2 separate regions of the Homo sapiens genome follow, and region 2 is linked to region 1. Evidence: read pairs that join two places in POLR2A ChIA-PET (ENCODE). Cell type or tissue: HepG2. All regions are shown on one strand. Each heading gives the region's core, and the rest is flanking DNA. Links, peaks and the distances in the headings are about the cores only.

Region 1 (6,522 bases), core at 893-5,892:
GATCACCTGAGGTCAGGAGTTGGAAACCAGCCTGACCAACATGGAGAAACTCCGTCTCTACTAAAAATACAAAAAAAATTGGTCGGGCATGTTAGCATTCTCCTGTAATCCCAACTACTCGGGAGGCTGAGGCAGAAGAATCCCTTGAACCTGGGAGGCGGAGGTTGCAGTGAGCTGAGATTGCACCACTGTACTTCAGCCTGGGCAGCAGAGTGAGACTCCGTCTCAAAATAAATCAACTAAACTAAACTAAAATAAGATACATGACTAAATTAAAATACATAACCCCCTCATAGCCTGTACTTGTGGCAGACATCATTAATCAATCATGATGCTGTTTTCCCCTTTGAGCCTAAACACAGCCTCGGCATCTTTATTAACACAGCCACTCCAGGTCAGTTAGAGTGCTGCATGAGATGATACCTATTTGCTCTCACTGTTTAGGGAGAGTCTAGAGATGGAAGAGCTGAAGGTAATGATTCTTCATTACCTCTCGGTTCTTGAGATCCAAATTCTGGGGTTGATTTTTCTTCATGCCTCTTACCTTAATTAAATGGATGTCTGTGGAATGTGGCCTTCTAGGTATCCGGCACGCATTAAATAGTCCTAGAGTGAACCCAGAAAGAGTGGTTTTCCATCACTTTTGGTTCAGTGCTTGTTCCATTTTGGGGGAGGGTGGCAGTGGCAGCCTAGAATCAGAGATTTATCTTGTTTTACAGCCAAAGAAACCGAGGCCAGAGAGGTTAGGTGACTTGCTCAGGGTCACACAGCCAGTGAGTGACCAGTAAAGCCAGACTAGAACTTGGGCCTCTGGACACCTTATGCACCAGACTAGAACTCAGTCCTCTGGACTCCTTATGTGGTGCTCTTGCTGTCATGCCTGCTGTCCTGGCTTTCTCTCTGGCAAAGGAGAAGACCCCCAGTGGAGCCAGCCTGGTTGGGTACTTGAGGAATTCCAGTGGTTCTGCTGGCACCATGGTGACTTGTCCACATGACAAGTGGTGTGGGTGCCACAGACCAGACATGCAGGTTTGCTCTGAGGTGTGTAACTCATAAACAGCCCGCCAAGCTGGTCCATAACTCCTGTTTATTTGAATGTAAATTAGAAAATGACTGGAGTGTTGAAATCGTCTTGTGGGAAAAGCCCCAAACAAGTTGGCTGGTTGTGTGTGTGTGTGTGTGTGTGTTTTGTTTAAGAGACAAGGTCTTGCTTCATCGCCCAGACTGGCATGCAGTGGGGTGATCACAGCTCACTGCAGCCTCCAGCTCCTGGGCTCAAGTGATCCTCCTGCCTCAGCCTCATAAGTAGTTGGGATTATAGGCGTGTGCCACGGCGCTCAACTCTTGCTTTTTTTTTTTTTTTTTTTTTTTGAGACAGAGTCTTGCTCTATTGCCCAGGCTGGAGTGCAGTGGCACGATCTCGGCTCACTGCAACCTCTGCGTCCTGGGTTCAAGTGATTCTCCTGGCTCAGCCTCCCCAGTAGCTGGGATTACAGATGTGCACCACCATGCCCGGCTAATTTTTTGTATTTTCACTAGAGACAGGGTTTCACCATGCTGGCTAGGCTGGTCTTGAACTCCTGACCTCATGATCCACCCACGTCAGCCTCCCAAAGTGCTGGGATTACAGGCGTGAGCTACCGCGCCCAGCCTCAGCTCTGGCTTTTCCTTCATCTGGGACATCAGGCTAACTGGGAACCAGCCCCACCTGTACCCCTTGATCTGTGAGTTAGAAGCTCCCCCACTGCAACAAGCATCCTCTGAGATTTGGGACCACCTACCACAGCCTTACAATATTTTCTGCTTTTTTTTTTTTAAATTTAAAGTTAATGCTAATACCTGTTTATTTTTGGTTTTGTATAGAACAGGGGTGTACAATTTTTTGGATTCCCAGGGCCACACTGGAAGAATTGTCTTGGGCCACACATGAAATACACTAACGCTAATGATAGCTGAGGAGCTAAAAACCAAAACAAAACAAAACAAAACTCAAATCTCATAATGTTTTAAGAAAGTTTATGAATTTGTATTGGGCCACATTCAAAGCGGTCCTGGGCCACATGCAGCCTGCGGTCTGCGGGTTGGACAAGGTTGGTGAAGAATATCCCAAGAAAGACAAGAAACTGTATTAACCCTCCTAATATAGCAGGTGAGTTATCATTTTGATTGACTGTTGAGAGCTGGATTCTAGTGGAATGTGATTTAGATTGTGTGCCTGGGAGGGACCCTGAGAAGATGAAACAAATAATGTCTTGTTGGAGGAAGAAGCCAGAGAGACACTTTCTGCAATGGCTGTACAATTTTGAAACTGCTGGCAGACTTCGGAGATGCATTTGCAAGTAGTAAGTGAGGCTTTTTTAGCCTTCAGGAACACCTGCTGTGTGCTGGTGCCGTGCTGGTGGGTCCCACTCTTGATCCCACCTGGCCAGAGAACAATCTGGAAGGAGGGCTATGGAGGGCCCTATTGTGTTTTTCTGTCCATGTGTGTAACAGCCCATGAGTCGGCTGTTTTTGAGGCTCAGAGGGGAGAAGTCACTTTGAGTCTGATTCTCTTCCTCTGACATCCATGCCCTGAACACCGTGGACAGATGAGTGGAAGGAAACACGGAGACTGGCATCCATCTGAGCCAGCCTGAGCTTGAGAGGCCCCGAGGTGGCTTCTTTTTGGCAGCTCCGTTTCCCAACAGCTGTGTGGCAAAAGGCCCACTTCCTAAAGGTCTAGGGCCATCCATCCTACCTTTGGAAAGATGTGGTGAGTCCAGGCAGGAGCACCAAAATCAATGCCTGACTTGGTGAATGACTGCCAGGGCACAGAGCCAGCTGCATGGCTGCTTAAGTCTGACAATTGCTCCAGCAGCCTCCTTTATAATGTCCAAAGGCCAGAGTACATACAGACCAGTGGCACCCGCCCACCCGGTCCTGGGATGGTGGTGATTAGATCTTTGTGTTCAGAAAAATCTGGCCCTTGAGGTCAGAGCCTGAGGTTTGGCCTCTCTGCTGCCAGAAGGACGAGGATTGAGTAGGAGGGGAGAGACTACAGTTGCTTGCTAACTCATCTTGCCCCTCCTCTGCTGCACAGGGATGCTTGGAGGGACAGCCCTCCACTGTGAATCCCTTGGGGCAGAAGTCAGGCCCTCCCAGGACCCACCAATGGGCTTCTGCAGCATGGGCGCCCAGCCTATATCCACGTGAAAAGGAATGGGAGGAATTCATGACAAAGGGCTTTATAAAATATAACGTATGACCGTGATCATAACTAGCATCATCTCTATTTTGAGTGGCTCCCAGGATATGCCATTGAATTAGGCAGTAACTCATTTCTAATCCTCATGATGAACTTAGGAGGAATTTGGCACCATTTTCCAGAAGAGGAAACCAATGTGCAGGGAGGTGAAGCGATTTGATCAGGTCATGAAGGTAGGAAGTGGTCCACAGGACTTTACAGCAGGTCTAGCCCTGTAACAGGGGAGACCAACACCACATCAGGAAACAGGAAGACGTTGGAAGTCGTCTCTAGGGCAGAAATGTCCCTTGTAGGGGAGGAGGGGAAATGATAGGAAGTTCCCGGCTGGCATGACAATGTGATTATTTCAATGAGCTTCTTAGAATGGAAATATTGGGGCCGGGCGCAGTGGCTCATGCCTGTAATCCCAACACTTTGGGGGGCCGAAGCGGGTAGATCACGAGGTCAGGAGTTTGAGACCAGCCTGGCCAACATGGTAAAACCCTGTCTCTACTAAAAATACAAAAAAAAATTGGCCAGGTGTGGTGGCGCAATCCTGTAATCCCAGCTACTCTGAAGGCTGAGGCAGGAGAATCGCTTGACCCAGGAGGCGGAGGTTACAGTGAGTCGAGATCACGCCACTACTCCAGCCTGGGACAGAGCGAGAGTCCGTCTCAGAAAAAAAAAAAAAAAAAAAAAAGAATGGAAATGTTGGGTCCTAGTCTTAGGTTTCATTGTTTCAGTAAAAACCTGCCAGAGTGAATGTTAACTCCTTTTATTACGTACTTACAGTGGTACTTATATGGAGGCCTTTTTTGTGGTTCTTGCTAGAGTGTTAACTGTATCTGAGCTTTTCAAAGTCATTGCAGTGGATCAGCCCTCTCCAGGGTCTTCTAGAAGCCTCTGCTTTCCACCCTGGCAGTTAGGCAGTCGACTCACACTTCCCCTGTGTTCAGAAATGATTCATTTTCTGCCTTGCTGTTCCTCCAAGTTCCTTACTTCACTCCCTTCTGAGATCTCTGTCTTAATGGTCTGGAATACATTTGAAGTCATTATTTTATGATGGGGAGATTTCTGCTAATTTTACCCCTAACAATCAATCAATGAGTCAATAATTCTTTTTCTCCCTCCTCCCTTCCTTCCTCTCCTTCTGCTTTGATTTCTTAATCATTGGAATAATTGTTTTCTGGATTTCCTCTCTAAAGAAAAGCTTTGTCTGTTGGGAAAGGTGATGATGATATAATTTATAATAATAAGCATAAATGATAATACCTTCTTTTTATTTTATTTTATTTTATTTTATTTTATTTTTGAGACAGAGTCTTGCTCTGTCACCAAGGCTGGAGTGCAGTGGCATGATCTCGGCTCACTGCAACCTCCACCCTCCCCCTAGGTTCAAGCAATTATCTTACCTCAGCCTCCCAAGTAGCTGGAATTATAGGCACACACCACCACACCCAGTTAATTTTTGTATTTTTAGTAGAGATGGGGTTTCACCATGTTGGCCAGGCTGGTCTTGAACTCCTGACCTCAGGTGATTTGTCCGCTACAGCCTCCCAAAGTGCTGGGATTACAGGCCTGAGCCATGGTGCCCAGCCTAATACCTTCTTTTTCACTGAGCACTTACTAGGTACCAGAAACTGTGCTTAGGCCTTTATTTATACAACTTTATTTAAGCCTCACAGCAACCCTTTGAAGAAGGGTCCATTATGAGCCTCATTTTAAAAATGAGGAAACTTGCCGAGTGCGGTGGCTCATGCCTGTAACCCCAGCACTTTGGGAGGCCCAGGCAGGCAGATCTCTTGAGGTCAGAAGTTCGAGATATGGTGAAACCTTGTCTCTTTTAAAAATACAAAAATTAGCCAGGCATGGTGGCACAAGCTACTCAGGAGGCTGAGGCAGGAGAATGGTGCGAACCTGGGAGGTGGAGGTTGCAGTGAGCCGAGATCGCGCCACTGCACTCCAGCCTGGGCAACAGAGTGAGAGTCTCAAAATAATGATAATAGTTTTCCCAGTTGAGTGTGGTGGCTCACACCTGTAATCCCAGCACTTTGGGAGGCCGAGGCAGGCGGATCACAAGGTCAGGAGATCAAGACCATCCTGGCCAACATGGTGAAACCCTGTCTCTACTAAAATACAAAAAAACAAAAAAAAAAAAATTAGCTGGGTGTGGTGGTGCTTGCCTATAGTCTCAGATACTCGGGAGGCTGAGGCTGGGGAATCGCTTGAACCTGGAAGTTGGAGATTGCAGTGAGCCGAGATCAGGCCACTGCACTCCAGCCTGGCGACAGAGTGAGACTCCGTCTCAAAAAAAAAAAAAAAAAAGAATTTTCCCAACTGCATCATTCTTAGTTCAAGACTGTTTTTTCCTGAACCGGGAGCAATTATAGGACAAATAGTTGGCATGTCATGAGGGTGAAGTTTTTCTTTTTTTCTTTCTCTTTCTTTCTTTCTTTCTTTCTTTTTTTTTTTTTTTTTGAGGTAGAGCCTTACTCTGTCGCCCAGGCTGGATTGCAGTGGCGCAATCAATCTTGGCTCACTGCAACCTCCCCATCCTGGGTTCAAGTGATTCTCCTGCCTCAGCCTCCTGAGAAACTTGGATTACAGACGTGCACCACCATGCCCGACTCATTTTTGTATTTTTAGTAGAAACGGGTTCACACTATGTTGGCCAGGCTAATTTTGAACTCCTGGCCTCAAGTGATCCACCCGCCTTGGCCTCCCAAAGTGCTGGGATTACAGGAGTAAGCCACTGTGCCTGGCCCGGGGGTGAAGTTTTTAAAGAAGTATTTTGAATTGTTTTGTAAACATTCTTTCCTCTTTAGGTAGTAGACTCAGAGCAGGAACCTGTTTTAGAAATGTAGGTAATCTCAAGGCTCGTATCCTTAAAAATAGGCCTTATAGTAAGCAGAGCCATGACAACCCGCACCCCCAGATTAATAAATGATTCATCTCCATCAGCTGTAATTTGAGTGTCTTCCATTATGATCCTTGTAACCCAAGACCTATAAAGTTAATCTGCCTCATGTGTTTAACAACTGAACTTTATTATCCAGCTATGAAAAAAACCATTGAATTTGCAATAGAACCTCCCCACACCAGGCTTGTAGCATCACGACACGGGCATCCTGTTCTTCCTTTCTGGAAATGACTGTTTATGAATTGGGTTAGGTGTGTTCTGTCCTGAATCACACAGGCTGAAAGTGAAGCAAGCTGTGCATCTTTAAGAGTCCTTTTTTTTCCCTGAACATTGTTCTTGAGATGAAACGAGAGGGTAGGCCAGGGCAGGGCAATTTGGT
Region 2 (6,522 bases), core at 215-5,214, 390 kb after region 1:
AAACTAAGGAATCATTTGTACTTTGGTAATGTTTTCCATCCACTACTTATTTGCATTTGTGTGTGAATTGGTCCTAATATTCAACAGGAACTTTCAGAGCCCAGTAGGTTGGCCCTTAAGAGCTTGTGGGAGACACTGCGGCTCCCGTCCACTTACCTTAGGCTCATTCTCAGCATCCATGCTGCTCAGGATGCTGCGACACAACTTCTCAAATCTCTGCAAAGAGACACACTGGGGGTTATACATTCCCACAATCCATCAAAAAGTGAAAACAAAGAAAACAAGCCTTCAGCGGGTACCTGGCACGTGCAGGTATTATGCCAGGTGATTCACACATAATCACATGCAGTTCCTTCCTACAGATGAGGACACTGAAGATCATAAAGACTAAAGGGTTCTCCAACTGGTGGCCCAAGAGCTGGAGGAACCCTATAGAAATGTTTTAGAAACTGGTATACTTCACATAAAAACCCAAATTGAGGCTTCTTTCAAAAAACAGTATCAATCTGGCAAACTGGATTTGGATTCCTGCAGGCCTGCTGCTGTCTCCTCAACTGTGCTCTCCAGTTTACCTTTTCTTAAGCACCATGGATACTGACTTTTGCCTCACAGCCAGTAGCCAAAGGCTGCTGTATCATCACTTTTATCCTGTAATGCAAAAGGAAGAAAAGTGGAAACTAGAAAACAGGTTCCATTTTGGCTATACCAATCCTGGATCCGCCCTTAAACCATGTGATATTGGGCAAGCTGCCCTACCACCCTGAGCTGCAGTTTCCTTCTCTGTAAGATGAGGTTCACCTCCTCCAGCTTATCTGTCCTCATCTACGTAATCATGTGTTCACTGCCTGCATAGTCCTCCCTCTCTTGCTGGGCTATGAGCTCCATGAGCGTAGAGATCTTGCCCGTCCTGTTTCCTCCCAAGGGCCCAGTGCCTAGAGAGGGTTGGCACAATGTGAAGCTTAGCAATAGGAATGCCTAACAGCCTAACAGCTGGTAACTTGGAGACATGCCTCAGTGGCATTGTTAGTACTATTACAGATAACTAGCTGCTTTTCTGGGATTACACTTTTCAGGCTGATCATTCTAATCCCTAAGGTGCAAACTGGCACCTTTTGTATGATTTGCAGGATATTTAAAAAATTTCAAATTAATTGCCAAGATTTACAAATTAGAACATTGATGGTAGCTCACGCCTGTAATCCCAGCACTTTGGGATGCTGAGGCAGGTGGATCACTTGAGCCCAGGAGTTTGAGACAAGCCTGGGCAATAAGGTAAAACCCTATCTCTACAAAAAATACAAAAACTTGCTGTGCATGGTGGCACACACCTGCAGTCCCAGCTACTGAGGAGGCTGAGGCAGAAGAATCGTTTGAGACTTGGGAGGTCAAGACTATAGTGAGCTGTGATAGTGCTACTGCACTCCAGCCTGGGCGACAGTGAGACCCTGTCTCAGAATATGAAAGAATGAATGAACGAACATTGAGCATAAAAACTCAGATCTTTGGCATCTCTTTAAAAAAAAAAAAAAAAAATCAGAGGCTGGGTACAGTGGCTCACGCCTGTAATCCCAGCACTCTGGGAGGCTGAGGCGGGCAGATCACAAGGCTAAGAGATCGAGACTATCCTGGCCAACATGGTGAAACCCCATCTCTACTAAAAATACAAAAATTAGCTGGGCGTGGTGGCACGAGCCTATAGTTCCAGATACTAGGGAGGCTGAGGCCGGAGAACTGCTTGAACCCGGGAGGTGAAGACTGGCAGTGAGCCAAGACTGCGCCACTGCACACCAGCCTGGCGACAGAGAGAGACTTCATCTCAAAAAAAAATCAGAGTATGAGTCCACCACCGAGGTGTGTAGTAGCTGCTCCCCGTGGATGGGGCAGGCCACAGACCCTGCTACTCCTTTTGATGTCCTTACCACTGCTGCCTGTCAGTTACCGTTTAATATGATTTGTATTTTGTATTATGTTTTATCTCATATATGTTTTTTTTACTCATTTACCTAAACTTCCTGACTCTTGCATGCATCTGAGTTCAACTTGTGCTTATAATGGTCAATGTGAAAAGATTCCTAAAAGCACTGGGCATAATCCCTCCAAAACAGGTCCCAAGAAAACAAAAGGGACAGGATGTGAGGGTGACAGTAATTACCTCATAAAGCTGCTATAAGAACTGAGTTAATATCAATAATTATAAAAGATCTGACATATGGAAGTATTATACATGTTTGCTATTATCGTTTTACCTCATTATCCTCTTTGATTCTGAATAGGAACAGCAGTTTCCTGGCAATCTTGAAAATACAAAGTGCACTTCTTTTAGTGGACTCAGGGTCATCTGCTTTAAAAAAGTCATCAATCTCTCTCCTAGAAAAGAAAGTGCAAAAAAAGACATTTTAAATTAACAGCTTGTAGCACCTGGAAGGCTTTTCAAGCACTTTATGAGAAAAAACTCATTTATCTGCTATTAATTGGGAGCCAGAGAATCATGTGCTAGGGAGATCCTAGCCCTTACCTGATATCTCTCTGCAGTCGACTCCGACAGAGAAAACTCCGGACATGGGCCTGGATCACAACAGCTGCCCGCTCCCGTTCCTTCTGCACAAGCCTTTCTTCTCGTGCCTGACGGGCTCTATCGATGAACCATGCTCTCGAGGTCTGAGACAGGGTGAACATGTTTGCAAACTTGCACAAACCCTGCAAGGAAAATGGGCAAGTGGGTGTTGTAGATTGTTGTGTGAAAAACACACACAGAAAGGGGCTCAAGAGCAGAGGGTGGGCAGGGACCTGGGCAGCAGAGATACTCAGGACCTGTCAACACCCTCCAAAGCGCTAACAGCTCTCCGGCACAAGTCCCTACCTCCTATAGGCTCTTTCATGCAACTCACCAAGACCAGGGATGCTACATCCTATATTAAATAATCACATCTTCTTAAGGGAAAGAGCACAGCACCTGGCATAGGATAAGGGCAGGCCCAGCTTTACGAATGAACAAAGAATGAATCAGTCCCACCCATAAAGCTCTAATTCAAACCAGGTATCCTATAGGTCAAAGATTCCCAGATATTTGAATTTTCTGGAGTAGTCCACAGTATTTGGGAAACCAAAACTGAGAGGTCAGCTTTTATTTTGCCAAGTAAGGACTCGAGAGAAAAATCCAACATGATTATTTGCTGTCATCATCATTGTATTCATCCATTCACTAAACAAATATTTACCAGTGCATACTTTGTGACAGCACACAAAAAAGAAAGGGCCATTTCAACATTAACAAAGCAAAAGGTACACACTTCAGAATGCAAGACAGTCCATTATATTGAAGATATTTGGTTTTATGTATAGCTTATTCCATTGTCCTTACAATTACCATCCTGCCAAGGACCAGTGAAGACTTTACTGTAGAACTGGTCCTGTCCACTAACGGGTGCTTTTCTGAAGAGCAGCTCTAAATTATATACTAAGTTTTTATCTAAATCACCAGTAACTGTTTTTTCCTAAAGGAACAGCTTTTGCTAGCAGCCTAAAGCACACAGCACTGACCCCCGGAGGCTCCCATATTGAGATGATTTCTTTAGATGCTTGATGACATTGCCATTCTATACAAAATGCACAATCAGCCCAGTTAAAAACACTGAAATGAATTATTCAGAAATCCAGACTTCCAGAAAACAATCTCTCTACCAGGCTACTTTACTTGAAGTAGCACCCACATGAAAATATCATCCAGAGTAAAAAGTCGGATGGCTAGAACTAGGGGCCATCTATCCTAAGTGAAATAACTCTGAAACTGAAAGGCAAATACTGCATGACCTCACTTAGAAGTGGGAGCAAAACAATGGGCCCACATGGACAAACAGAGTGGAATAAGATAATGGAGACTCCAAAAGGTGGGAGATGGGACAGGGGTAAGGATTGAACAATTATTTATTGGTACAATGTTCACCATTCGGGTGATGGGTGCCCTAAAAGCCCAGACTCCACCATTACACAATATATGCATATAAGAAACCTGTACCCCCTACATCCATACAAAGAAATTTAAAAATTATTAAAATAAACATTGGACTTAATAGTATTATCTCCTAGAGGTATTAAATTAATTACGTGTTATTGAAAGGCATTTAATAAGTGTGCTCTATTATTAGTATTAATAAGGACAATAAAATAATACCCTTTTATAACCAAAAAAAAGTTGGTGCAAGCCTCCCACCACATGAACATATCAAGGGACCTCTGTGACCCCTTCTCAACAGTGATCTGTCAAACATCATCAGTAATCCTTGAAACAAACTAACAGAGCCCACTTGACCACAGGAGGGAAGGTATTAGGTTGGTACAAAAGTAATTGTGGGTTTCAACTTTTTTAAAAAAACACTAAGTCGTAATTACTTTTGCACCAACTTATAAAAGGCTTGGAGAGAAACGGTAGCCATCTTCTGAATCATTTACGCTTCCTGCCCCAGCAGTAAAGTCTGGAGATCTCACCTGAGGACCTGCCTGTGTCGCAGAAATGCCAGGTAATCATTAGTGATCTTGCACAGGACTCGTGGCTGAGAACAGCTTCTCACTTCAGAAAAGCTTGTTATTTTTTCTGGCAGAAGCAGAAGAAAAAAATCCAGACTTAGGGTTAAATTTTATAGGTGTGGTATCATACATCTTCCTCACTGAGTAAAAGTAGTAACTACAATGCCAATGGTTTTTTAAAAACACCACTGGGTCCTCTTTATTTAATGTCTCATCTAAATGTTATACTGTATCTCTTCAATCCTCACAGTTTAAAGGGAATATGTTGAAAATAAATCCCAAAGTTGTTGTTGAATTACAGCTGTGATGGGAAGCAAAATAACTTAGAGGTCATGGAATGTTAAAGAGCTACTGAAAATTATATTTGACATTTTCCTTTTTTTTTTTTTTGAGATAGTCTCACTCTGTCGCTGAGGTTGGAGTGCAGCGGCATAATTTCAGCTCACTATAACTTCTGCTCCCAGGTTCAAGCGATTCTCCTGCTTCAGCCTCCCAAGTAGCTGGGATTACAGGTGTGTGCCACCATACCCTATCTCAGTTGGGGTTACAGGTGTGAGCCACTGTGCCCGGCCATGTTTGACATTTTTTTTTTTTTTTTTGAGACGGAGTCTTGCTCTGTCGCCCAGGCTGGAGTGCAGTGGCGCGATATTGGCTCACTGCAAGCTCCGCCTCCCGGGTTCATGCCATTCTCCTGCCTCAGCGTGTTTGACATTTTTAATGATAATGGAAAAACGTTTATGCCTTAGAAGTGAATAAAGGGCTGCCTGTGGACCAATAAGACCCCAATTACCTAAAGAAAAATGTACACACACACAGATACAAAACTAGCATGAACTATACCAACATGTTACCAGTGGCTGTTTTGAGGTACTGAAATTGCGGGAAATTTTTCTTAATTGGTCTGTATTTTCTAAATTTTCCACAGCATGCACATGGTGAAGCAGCACTGCACAGTGAGGGGCACACGGGCTTTGGGAGTCACACAGAGTTGGAGCCAGTCCCTAGCTCTGCCACATACTATAGGGAGAATGTCTAAGTCTTTTTTTTTTTTTTAAGGCAGGGTCTCGCTCTGTCATCCAAGCTGGAGTGCAGTGGTGCAATCATGGTTCATTGCAGCTTCTACCTCCCAGGCTCAAGCGATTCTCCCACCTCAGCTTCTCAAGTAGCTGGGACCACAGGTACATACCACCACATCTGGCTAGTTTTTAAATTTTTTGTAGAGGTGGGGTCTCGCTATATTGCCCAGGTTGGTGGTCTCAAACTCCTGGGCTCAAGAGATCCTCCTGCCTTGGCCTCCCAAAATGTTAGGATTACAGGTATGAGCCACCACACTGGGCCCTGAGTCTTTCCATCTTCATCTATTAATTGGCTTAGAGGTTGATAATGAGGACTAAATGTGATGATGCTTATCAGGTACCTATGGAGGTACTTGAGTGCACATTGTAGAGTGTATAGTCAGGAAGTCTAACTGGTGTATTATTTTTATAGACACAAGGATTAAAAAAAAAAAAAAACTCTTCAGCAGAGGCTCCCACCTGGACAGTTACTAAGGTTCTCTGGGTAGGAAATAATGCTGGCAGTCTGACATTTCTCACCCATTAACTTTTTTCCTATCTTAAATGCACTAAGATTCACCAGTCCTGTCCCTTGGGCTATGAACTCCTGGCCCTGTTGTTTAGAGTGAGTAACAGATTCAAGCTCCTCAGGACTGCAAAAGAGCAGGGCCCAAGCCACAAGCACAATGATATGCTCCCTCCATGACATGCAGACAGTGCCTCAATGGCAGAGGGTCCATGGAATTAGAAGGGGAAGAGGGAGCCTCTTCCCAAAAGAAAAACAAAGTTGCATGCAAACTGTACCTAAGCACTGTAAGACGATCTTAAAACTTTCACTTCTCCCAGGGGCCCTCCCAGAATAAGAAATTACTCTTATCCCCTTCCTTGAGATTATTATCCCTTCAGCAATGTTATTGGTTGATTTCTGTTCATATCATATAAT

The links. Peaks named below come from ENCODE experiments on the same cell type or tissue, not always from the same donor. Only the 100,000 strongest peaks of a DNase experiment are listed, where the experiment ranks them.
Region 2: POLR2A ChIA-PET joins it to region 1 with 5 read pairs; 3 of 35 experiments call an interaction of 5 or more read pairs at or near these places.

Annotation. Positions count from the first base shown.
Region 1 is chr12:109,868,483-109,875,004 of GRCh38, reverse strand. The region is part of intron 1 of GLTP (glycolipid transfer protein); the gene reads left to right. Among named protein-coding and RNA genes, the nearest start is that of GLTP, 8.8 kb to the left of the region's middle. In HepG2, for the core only: no CTCF peak of the experiment used is centred there; a DNase peak (open chromatin) is centred at 2,884.
Region 2 is chr12:109,479,706-109,486,227 of GRCh38, reverse strand. UBE3B (ubiquitin protein ligase E3B) reads right to left here. Exons shown (of 28, transcript NM_130466.4): 2 at 4,486-4,591; 3 at 2,516-2,697; 4 at 2,247-2,367; 5 at 157-216. The coding sequence starts at 2,676. Among named protein-coding and RNA genes, the nearest start is that of UBE3B, 5.3 kb to the right of the region's middle. In HepG2, for the core only: no CTCF peak of the experiment used is centred there; no DNase peak of the experiment used is centred there.